2 separate regions of the Homo sapiens genome follow, and region 1 is linked to region 2. The links are chromatin loops, found by intact Hi-C in ENCODE. Cell type or tissue: Caco-2. All regions are shown on one strand. Each heading gives the region's core, and the rest is flanking DNA. Links, peaks and the distances in the headings are about the cores only. Region 1 overlaps TGFBI (transforming growth factor beta induced). Region 2 overlaps LECT2 (leukocyte cell derived chemotaxin 2).

Region 1 (5,379 bases), core at 245-5,244, 100 kb after region 2:
ATACATTTAAAGTGTTCTCCTTCTATCTGTGCAGGGATGGGAAAGGGCATATTTCTGAAAGCACAGATGGGAAGACGGGATTTGTTCCGTGTCCAGGTGATTATGGTACCTCTATGCGCCTGGCCGGCACTGGGGACAGAGGCCATGAAAATGAATACAGCACAGCCTTTGCCTCCAAGAAACTTAAGACCTAGTAGAAATGGCAGGCTTTAAAACAGGTTGTTGGGATCTGATTTGGTGAGTGCAATGACAGAGATACTCACAGCACAAAATGGGGAATGAGGGCGGGCATTGGGACACACATAGCCTTAAGGGGCCCAAAGGCTTTTAGAACTGTATTCCCTATTAAAACATGATTTGCACAGAGCACATTCTTTGCTTTGGAGACCTCAGAACTCCTTACTATAGGCCGGGCATGGTTATAATCCCAGCACTTTGGGAAGCCAAGGCGGGCAGATCACTTGAGGCTGAGAGTTCAAGACCAGCCTGGCCAACATGGTAAAACCCCGTCTCTACTAAAAATACAAAAATTAGCTGGGTGTGGTGGTGGCCACCTGTAATCCCAGCTACTCAGGAGGCTGAGGTAGGAGAATCACTTGAACCTGGGAGGCAGAAGTTGCAATAAGCCCAGATCATGCCACTGCACTCCAGCCTGGGCAACAAAGCTAGACTCTCTCAAAAGAAAAAAACAAAACAAAACAAAACAAAACAAAAAAAACTCCTTATTATAAACTGTAAGAAAAAAAAGGCCCCTACTTCGTCCCTTTTGCAAATCTGCCTTTTCCTACTCACTAACCAGCTGGTTCAGAGCAAGGACACTCTGTTTGGTGCCATCGCTGCAGACTGGAAGGAAGAGGTCCTTGCCCCACACCCAACAGTCTCCTGCTGTTACCGGCAGGTTGGCAGGCAGGCAGGCGAGAAGCAGCCAGGGCTGGTGGTGTGTCCAGTTTGAAGACTAGTTTCCAGCCCTGGCCCTGCTCACCCTCCAAGTGGCCCTGGCAGGTTCCTCTACCACATCGTGGACTTCACCTTCCTTCTCTAAGAAGCTCAATCCCCAAGGCCTCATTCCCATAGGCCTTCTCACCCTTTTTCTTTCCCTCTGGCTGAATGTGGCCAGCACGGGCTTCCAAGGCCATCAACTCGTCTGCAGCAGCCCCATGCCTTGCAGGGCCTCAGAGCTTCCTCCTGCCTATGACAGTGTGGTTTTGGTTCCCACACTTGGGATCAGATTGAAACTCGCCTCCGTGGTGAGAATATGGGACATAGAGCCTCGGTGACCTTGGTGAGCAGCAGTCCAGGCCACCTGCTCAGCCTGGGGTTGGGGGGGGCTCCTCCTCCTTGACTGGTCCTTGCATTTGCCTCCATCCAGCCTGTCTGGGCTCTCCGAGGCAATGGAGACCAGCAGGAGTCACGATGGGTCAGGAGCCCCCTTTGGGCCTCAGCCCTGCCCTGCCCCCTAAAGTAGCACTTGGATAAGCAAATAAATTATTATACTTACTATTTATGGGTGTGGTGAATGGGATGGCAAAGGCCAAGTCTTACTGATCACCAAACCTTAAGATATATCCTGGCAGCTAGTAGACCCTTGGGCTAAATGAACAGAAAACTGGACAAATAAAGTGTACACAAATAACTCAAAGCTGTCATTTGTACACTTTTCGTCTTTTCCTACTACAGTTTACATTTTTATAAAGGTGAGTAGATTTCTAAAATCCCGTGGTAGGCTCTCTTGAGTTTTTCTTGTATCCCTGAAGTTCAGCTACAAATAAGCTAATCACTAACATTTGTTGAGCATTTACTCTGTTGTCAGGCCCCGTGCCGAGTGCTTTAGGTTCAGAATTTCATGTCATCCCCACAGCAGCCCTAGGAGATGAATGCAATTCTTATGTCCACTTGACTGATAAGGAAGTTGAGGTTCAAAGAGGCTAAATGACTCTCCCAGGGTCCCACAGCTGGAAAGTGGCCACAGGGCCCCAGCTGGTTTTCTAGGGCAGCAGGCAGAAGGCGAGGAGGATCTGGGCCCTGTGGTGCCCCAGCCTCATCTGAGGGTCCTCATCTGAGAGAACAGGATCCTCACAGCATGGGCAGGCTGCAAGTGGTCCCTGAGGTTATCGTGGAGTGGACCCTGACTTGACCTGAGTCTGTTTGGACCCCAGACCTGCTGAACAACCACATCTTGAAGTCAGCTATGTGTGCTGAAGCCATCGTTGCGGGGCTGTCTGTAGAGACCCTGGAGGGCACGACACTGGAGGTGGGCTGCAGCGGGGACATGCTCACTATCAACGGGAAGGCGATCATCTCCAATAAAGACATCCTAGCCACCAACGGGGTGATCCACTACATTGATGAGCTACTCATCCCAGACTCAGGTAGGCCAGGCCTCCGGGGGCCTTGGCCCTGCCTGGCCCACCATCTCTTCTGCCATCCTTTGTGGCGGGGGAGGGGAAATTCAGAGATCTTTGGGCGACTTCCCTGCCTGGACCCAGCTCACAGCTTCTCGGCCACTGCAAATGTGTGGGTTGTGACCAGACTGATGTGTCTTGAGCTTCAGGCTTGCAAGTGCAGTGGAGAGGCAGTGGGGAGCTATTGAAGGGGTCTGGGGACAGACTCAATCACAGAGGCCTTTCAGAAGATCTGCCTGCTGTGCATGGGCAAAGAGGGCCACTTGCTGACCTCAGAGCATGTGCTTTCTCAGTAGTGCCCAAGCTGTCCCATGGTCACTGACCCAGTTAGAATGACTGAATGGACTTTGGCTTGTGTCTCATTAGGAATCCTAGCCCCATTCTAGTCTTCCAGTGAGATCTGTCCATGAGTGAAGGAATCTCACAGGAAAAAACAAAATGCTTCTATGGGTGTGGTTGCTGGCCTTATCTACACCACAGAAGCCATCACACAGACTGTCTTTCTTCCCATTGTTAGAATGTGCCCTGACCAAGCAGCCCACAGGGCCTGGGACAGAGGCTGATCTCTGCCTAACTGAGCTCACCTCTCCTCCCTCTCCTCCTGACTGGTTAGATTTTCTAGGTGACTGTTCCCCTGATGACACAAGCCCGCTGGGCCCCAGCAGTGTTTAGAGGGGTTGTTGACTCACGAGATGACATTCCTGCTGATGTGTGTCATGCCCTGGGGTGGATGAATGATAAATGAAAACAGCGCTTTTAACTTTTGAACCCACTTTCTCCTTCCTTGTAGCCAAGACACTATTTGAATTGGCTGCAGAGTCTGATGTGTCCACAGCCATTGACCTTTTCAGACAAGCCGGCCTCGGCAATCATCTCTCTGGAAGTGAGCGGTTGACCCTCCTGGCTCCCCTGAATTCTGTATTCAAAGGTAACATGGGGAAGGCATCCCTGTTAGATTGTCCCTGGAGGCAGCTTCCCCACCCCTGTCACCTCCACAACACTCTCCGATTTACAGCACCCCATGGGACATTAGAACTTCCACTCAGCTCAACCAAAAGCAGATGTGACTTCAGCAGAAACTTCAGAGGCTCTGTTGTTTCATTAGGCAGTGCAGAGAATGCCTTTGGGGAGCCGTTCCTCAGAACTCAAGACTTGACATCTGGGAGGCAGCCGTTCCTCAGAACTCAAGACTTGACATCTGGGAGAGCAGAGCATTCCCTTGCCTTTCTATTTGCAGGGTCACTTGCCAATGTATAGTCAAGAGGTCAGAGTGAGGGTACAGCTGAGCTGCAGCCCCAGGAAGGCAGAGAAGGGGGCCAAGTTGTGTGCGTGCCTGCCCTTCCCTCTTAGGGCAAAACTCCAAACACCCTTGATTATCTGGATCTTCTTTAATTCTCCATAGAAGATACCAGATGTTAAGGAATATTGGCAGCTTCACTTGGTTTCTCAATCCCTGTTTCCAAACTCAAGGAGGGATGGGCTTTTTCACTGTATTTATCTCTCATCACTCTCTTCATTGCAGGAGCACATCTCTCTGGACCTAACCATCACCCTTTCTTGTAGATGGAACCCCTCCAATTGATGCCCATACAAGGAATTTGCTTCGGAACCACATAATTAAAGACCAGCTGGCCTCTAAGTATCTGTACCATGGACAGACCCTGGAAACTCTGGGCGGCAAAAAACTGAGAGTTTTTGTTTATCGTAATGTAAGTTCTGGGTCCTAAATCATGCTCCTGGGAAGCTCCTTACTGTGGGACTTGTATTAGTGTAAAAAAAAATGTCCTCAATAAGCAGGAGTTTGCATGAGAACTGGTTGCTGACAAGGAAGGAAATAATTTCTGGAAAATATAGATAACAAAATGAGATCCTGCAGAAGGATTGGAATCTCTTTTTCTGGAGGCCTTTGAGAATAAACCACACAATTATCCAACCTGTATTGTGAAGGAATAAGTCCTTCTTGAATTCAGGAATTAACACCTGGGAGGAGGGATGGAGTTCAGACTCTTTCTGAGCTTATGAGAAGAGAAGCCCCCTAAACTAAAATACAGCCCTCCTTGGTCCAAAAGGTGCCTTCTCTCTTCTGCTGTATCTTCTTTGTTTTCAAACCCAACAGTTACCCTGGAAATCAAAAAGGAAGTACAACTCAACATAGCTCTTGCCTGGGACCAACCAGCACCATTTGGCTAAAGATGGTTATCATCTGTTAAACAAAGAAATAAATAAATGGGTTCAACGTATTTATTTCAACATTGTCAATGGACCTCATGTGTAACTGATATTCTCATTATGGGACCTCTGTGTGACTTTATTGGGGCCTCTCTAACCGTTCTTTCCTTAAGGAAGACCATTTATTGTTTTATTTCCTGGAGAAAATACATCATTTTATCCCAGCCTTAATAACCCATCCCAGTGTATACTCCTTCATCTTCATGGATAATGACCCTGCTACATGCTCTGAACAAATCAGGAGGCCCCTCGTGGAAGTATAACCAGTCCTTTCTTTCTCTGTCCCTCTTCTGTGCAGAGCCTCTGCATTGAGAACAGCTGCATCGCGGCCCACGACAAGAGGGGGAGGTACGGGACCCTGTTCACGATGGACCGGGTGCTGACCCCCCCAATGGGGACTGTCATGGATGTCCTGAAGGGAGACAATCGCTTTAGGTAATTAGTTCCATCCCCGGGTGGAGCTTCTGCCCAGTGGTCATGCTGGAGTGGGATGTGGGGCCCCAGCTATTTGTCAAGCTTTCTTCTACCTTGGGGATTCAATTAACACTAGCAGTGCACTGCTGCGACCTTCCAGACTTGGGATGGGGAAAAGGCAAGGGTCGCCTTGAAAGCTTACATTGGGAAGAAGGGTTACTTCTAAGAGTGTAATCTTCACATGCATGGGAAGCAGGGAGGGGGGACTACATTTTTATGACTGAAGTGCAAGGAAAACATCACCCTCTCATTGTAAAGCTCCAAGTGAGCCAAG
Region 2 (5,379 bases), core at 139-5,138:
GAAAAGCTATATTTACCACCTGACTCTAAGCCCCTAGTCTGACTGGTGAACCACAGTGGCCTTTTAGATCTCCAGGAATTAGTGTCAGTTTTGAGCAAGTGTCCAGTAATCTCTGAAGAGCCTAATTATTTCTTCCCTAATGTGCTGTCATCCTGCTAAACCGTTGCAGGTCCCTTTGGGGACAGCTAGAAGTAAGGTTTACAGTATAAATGTTTGGCTGCGTAGCAGGACCCTTACGCAAAAGGACTGAGCCTCCCTTTTGTTCAAGAGGCTCTGGGACTGTGAACCAATTCAAGCCTGGGAATTTATTGGGAATTGGGACCCATTATTGTGATGACTGAAGTCAGCATTTTGTTCATCAGACCTGGAGCATTTCCATTCATACAAGTCCAATAAGGCTTTAGTTGGCTGCTCATCTATTCAGTTCCTGAGTCACCATGATTACTAGCCAGTGTCACAAATCTCTGAGATTTAGACGAATCTGATTACTGCTTCTGCTCTCACTGACCTTGGCATTAACTGTTAAGTGCCACTACAGAGGACACAGTTCAATGGCAGAAGTTTCCCTTGTGACATTGGCCTACAGAGGACAACCACTATGTAGCTCCTCAAGGATGTGGGTTCGCTCAAAAGATGCCTCTCACAGGCTTGGTGAGGAGGGTCTCCTCTGGACTCACTCCCAATAGGAATGCATATATATGTTCATTAAAAGGTATAAGGAAGTTCGTAGCAGCAATTTTATAATCATCTTAAACTGGAAACTGCCCAAAAGTCCATCTGAGGAAGAATAGATAAATAGATGAAAGTATACGCATATAATGGAATATCATGCATCAGAAAGAACGTGGATACAAAAACATAAACTGCATAATCACGATGTGGAATGAAAGAAGACCCAAAGAGTGCATGCTGTTTAATTCTATTTATACCATTTTTAGAAACAGGAAGAACTAATACATGGTGTTAGAACTTGAGATAGTGATTATCTTGCTGGGAATAATGACTAAGTGGTAGCACAAGGGATCTCTGGGATGTGGGTGATGTTCTTTTTCTTGATTTGGGTGCTGATTACACAGGTGTGTTCACTTTTTGAAATTCACGGAGCTATACATGGATGTGTTGTGCACTTTTATGTGTGTATTTATACCTTGATGGAGTAACCAAACAACAAAACCAATACCTGGAGTACCAGGAGATCTAGCTTTACCTAAAACTTAGAAGCTTTCAAAAATATTTCACATTCAACTCTTGCAGAAGTGCCAGCATTTATGATTTGTGGGATTTGAGTAAATGCAAGTATCTATCCATTATGGTTAGCATTGCTGAAAGTGGCTTTGTTTATAGATTGTTAAGCAAAACCACATGGGCCACAGGAAGGAATGCCTCCAATCAGCTGTGGGGTTTCGTGAAGTGTGTGCATGAAGCAGAAGTTTTCAGAGAAAATGGTGAAACGTCCTTGAAAGTGCCTCAGCTGGGAGAGGATCAGAAAAAAATATCTATCGGGTACTATGCTTATTACCTGGGTGACAAAATAATCTGTACACCAAATGTCTGTGACATGTGGTTTACCTATATAACAAATGTGCACATGTACCCCTGAACCTAAAATAAAAGTTTTTTAAAAAATGCATCAGCTAGTTTGGGTACACTCTATATTCTTTCTGTTCCAGGTTTTATCATTTTGAAAGAAGTACAAAATCTCTACGTATGGAACCTGCATTAAATAAATGAGCATCAACATCTCCAGGAGGCACCCCAGGTGTAGACTCCACCTCTCTTACCTCTTCCAGATATTCGAACACCATTATTGATAGCATTCTTGTTTTGATAAGGTTTCTCCTGGCCCACAATCATTCCAGTGAATGGTGCGTACACAGTAGATCCAGCAGAGCACAAGATGTCCACACCCTGGTGAGGCCTCTGACTTCTAGGATGTAAATAAGAACGAACAGACTGAGGAACTGCCTTAGGGGAGCTTTACTGCCTGGGAACATGGTGTTAGCCCACTGTTTGCAGACGAGGTACCAAAGCTTGAAGCTGCCAGAACATGTTGGGATGTCCCAGGATGCCTCACTCTGTTTAGCCCAATTTTAACCTCCCTCCCCGCAGGTGCTAATAACCATATCATAAAGATGAAAGCATTTAAAATGGTACTTGGTACATAATAAGCCTTAAGCAAATATTAGCTACTATTATTTTATGGCATGTTGGGGGAATGAGGCAGTCCATGTAAGTGCATTTTCTAGATACCTAGATCTTGACATCTTCAAGCCCACTTTGAAAACAGCTGTCTTTTTATGGGAACCTATCATAAAAGTATCACATGTTACCCTAGTCTTATTTTTCTTGCAGTGATCTAGAAAAGTGATTGTAAACGTCACTTACTGTATATGGTATTTTAATACAATGAGTGATACCTCCTGGGTTTATTAAAGTGCATGGAGCCCAAATCAAACTATTCTAGATTGTGACGTGCCTTGAGTTCGTCTTAGCAACCCCTCAGCTCTTGCTTCCCGCTGCTGTCACTATGCCTGCTCTCACCAGCCTCCCCTACCTTCTAATAGGCTGTCACCTGAACGATCAGGTTCACCAGGATTGCTGCAATTATGTACAAAGCAACACTGAGCAAGCTCAAGAGCCAAGAATTTACTGTATCAATCAAGTGCATAAACTTTGCAGTATAAGCTGAGTCTGAATTTTGGCAATTCAAGGGACGTTTCCCATATTTCCCTTCTCTTAGTCCTGTTTCAGTATTTGAGGTTGCTTTGTAAGTAGTATCTGTATATGTGAGAGTTCCCCTCTAGTTAGGATGGAGATCAGTGATATGACTGGACACATGGCTATTTCATTAGAAAGTGGCACCCCAAGGTGATGTTGGGTATAACTGAAAATTCACAAGTGTGACCCTCATTTTCTGGAAGAGATAGTGGTGCTTTCTCTCCTGCTTAGGGCCAGCCTCTAATATTCAACATCCAGAGCCTGAGCCAGTAACCGCGTGGTTTGGTGGGAAGAGGAACCAAAAGCCTGAATTCAGGTCCAGGCTTCACCATCTCCAACTGTGCTTGGCAGGTCCCTTAACCCTTTGGTACCTCAGTTAAAGTTTCTCTTCTATAAAATGGGATAGTTGTGTTTAATAACCCTTTGGAAAAAAACAGTTGAGATAAGTGAATGTGTGAAGACATTCAGAAGGAAAACATTGTGTTTGCTCCCTGATCTTTTCCTTCTTCCACATTCTGATCCCAATTTATAGCTCATACTTGAAGCAGAGTTCTTGGAAGCTGCTCCAAAGACAGTGATGTAACTGGTTACATCTCTGGTTTTTCATGCTGTCAGAACTGTGAGCCCTTGAGGCAACCAACGTTGGGCAAGGACACTAAGAAAAGAGGTTAGGGACCAAAGGGTTGGGTGGGTGGTTGTGCAACTTCATACCTTTGAGCAGAGTACTGTCCACAGCCATGGCGGTCACACGTCCGGATCTCATTGGAAGACTTGCCAGCACATATATTAGCCCATGGCCCTGCCAGTGCTAAAAAGGAGAAAAGTGAGAGCAGAGCTCCTGGCCTCAGACATTTCCTATCCCCATTTGCCTTATCAGTCACACAGTTGATCCTGACAATTCTGTTTTCACTGTAGTTTTCCCTGGACTTTATGTATTTATGGGAAGATCGTCCTTCCAGAATTTTATTTCCTGATTCAGATGTAAAATTGGCTTTTTCCCTGGCCACAGAATTCTGCTTTGTGACGTTAGAGTATCAGTGAATACAATTTTTTTTTTTTTTGGATCGGAGTCTCACTCTGTTGCCAAGCTGGAGCACAGTGGCGTGATCTCAGCTGACTTCAACCTCCATCTCCTGGGTTCAAGTGATTCTCCTTCCCCAGCCGCCTGAGTAGCTGGGACTACAGGTGCGCACCACCACACCCAGCTAATTTTTGTATTTTTAGTAGAGACGGAGTTTCACCATGTTGGTCAGGACGGTCTTGATCTCTTGACCTCGTGATCTGCCTGCCTCAGCCTCCCAAAGTGCAGGGATTACAGGCGTGAGCCACTGCGCCCAGCTGAATGTGTTTCTTTATAAGCATTGGCCTCCATCATTATACTTTGCTTCAGATCCATTAGTAAATGGTATAAGTTGTGCTTTTCTATTTTTCTTTGCTCATTATCTGCCATGGGGATCATTATTTTTAGATTAAGCAAAAATAATAAAATAGCATGGCTCAGAAAATAATTTTAGAAATTGTAATTTTGAAATGGTTAGTTCCACTAATCAAATCCAAGCAAATGTTTGAATTAAAGGAGAAACGAACTCTGTACTAGCCAAGTTTGTTTAACACTAGATAAATCTCTCATAGTTGCCAACATGGAAGAGGGAGATTCTTAAAAATAATCTGAAATGTCAAACCAATTTAGCCTAGACTGAGATTAGGGGTGAAGGTAGGAGAAGGAGTAGAACCAATTATATGAAAAATTATGAAACGTGGAGGAGGGGCTGCTTTCTCAGCAGACTTGGTGCAAACTTTGTTTCAGGCACAATTTGTTTCTTTACTATAGTAAGCACTTAATAAATGTTCAATGGAATTAAATGTCCTGGATTTCCAGTGTTAACATTCACAGAGAGATACAGTGAGCACACTCAACCTTGCACTTTGAAACAAACAAGCAAAAGCGAGAGCCTGGTAATTTGACTATTGATTTTATTTAAAGACATTTTACTCTTCATTAATACCTATCCTGTGAAGAGAACCTACAGAATATGGCCATTAAGCCTCTTCTTTAAAATACTTTTAAAAGGTGGGTTTCAAAAGTTTTATGCCTTGGAGCCAAGCTCCAAATCAACACCTTGATCAAGATATAATCCCATCACTTTGGCAACTAATATTTATCCTTGGGAATTGAGGCAAATATCAGACAGTGTAGTAATTTATTCACTTTTTCCTCCTTCGGTGAGTATTAAGGGAGCCATCCCTTTGTCTTAATCCATACCAGTCTCTGTATTAGTATCTGTATCAGAATTTGATTTTGATCAAAATCAGAATCAAATATTTATATCAACTTTTTATTATCTAGTTTTGTTCTAGTTAAGTCCCAGACCCAGACTCAGACTGAAAGGCTTTGTAATGTCTTCTCAACCCACTATTATGTTTCCCTCATTAAAGAACCGGAACATTCCATTTAAATTACTTAAAACATCCTCAGGACCATGTGTCATTCCTATTTCATTTTTAATAGCCAAATACACAAGTCTTTGTTGTGATCATGCTATTAATGACTTTTTAATCTTTTTAGTCTTCCCCTGAAATCAGTTTTTAAAAGTTAATCAATATTCTAAAATTGCACTTTCGACTTACCGGTAGAAATCAGACCAGCCAAAAGGAGGGCTT

The links. A loop is a pair of places that touch in the nucleus more often than their neighbours do. Peaks named below come from ENCODE experiments on the same cell type or tissue, not always from the same donor. Only the 100,000 strongest peaks of a DNase experiment are listed, where the experiment ranks them.
Region 1: it touches region 2 in a loop (4-fold over the local background); 75 of 110 quality-filtered maps call a loop at or near these places.

What each region holds. Positions count from the first base shown.
Region 1 is chr5:136,050,751-136,056,129 of GRCh38, forward strand. It overlaps TGFBI (transforming growth factor beta induced), which reads left to right. Exons shown (of 17, transcript NM_000358.3): 8 at 2,157-2,369; 9 at 3,193-3,330; 10 at 3,966-4,111; 11 at 4,930-5,066. Among named protein-coding and RNA genes, the nearest start is that of TGFBI, 24 kb to the left of the region's middle. RefSeq lists an enhancer at 2,482-3,681. In Caco-2, for the core only: no CTCF peak of the experiment used is centred there; DNase peaks (open chromatin) are centred at 2,492 and 3,041.
Region 2 is chr5:135,949,442-135,954,820 of GRCh38, forward strand. LECT2 (leukocyte cell derived chemotaxin 2) reads right to left here. Exons shown (of 4, transcript NM_002302.3): 1 at 5,347-5,379; 2 at 3,430-3,526; 3 at 1,782-1,927. Among named protein-coding and RNA genes, the nearest start is that of LECT2, 2.9 kb to the right of the region's middle. In Caco-2, for the core only: no CTCF peak of the experiment used is centred there; DNase peaks (open chromatin) are centred at 2,020 and 2,540.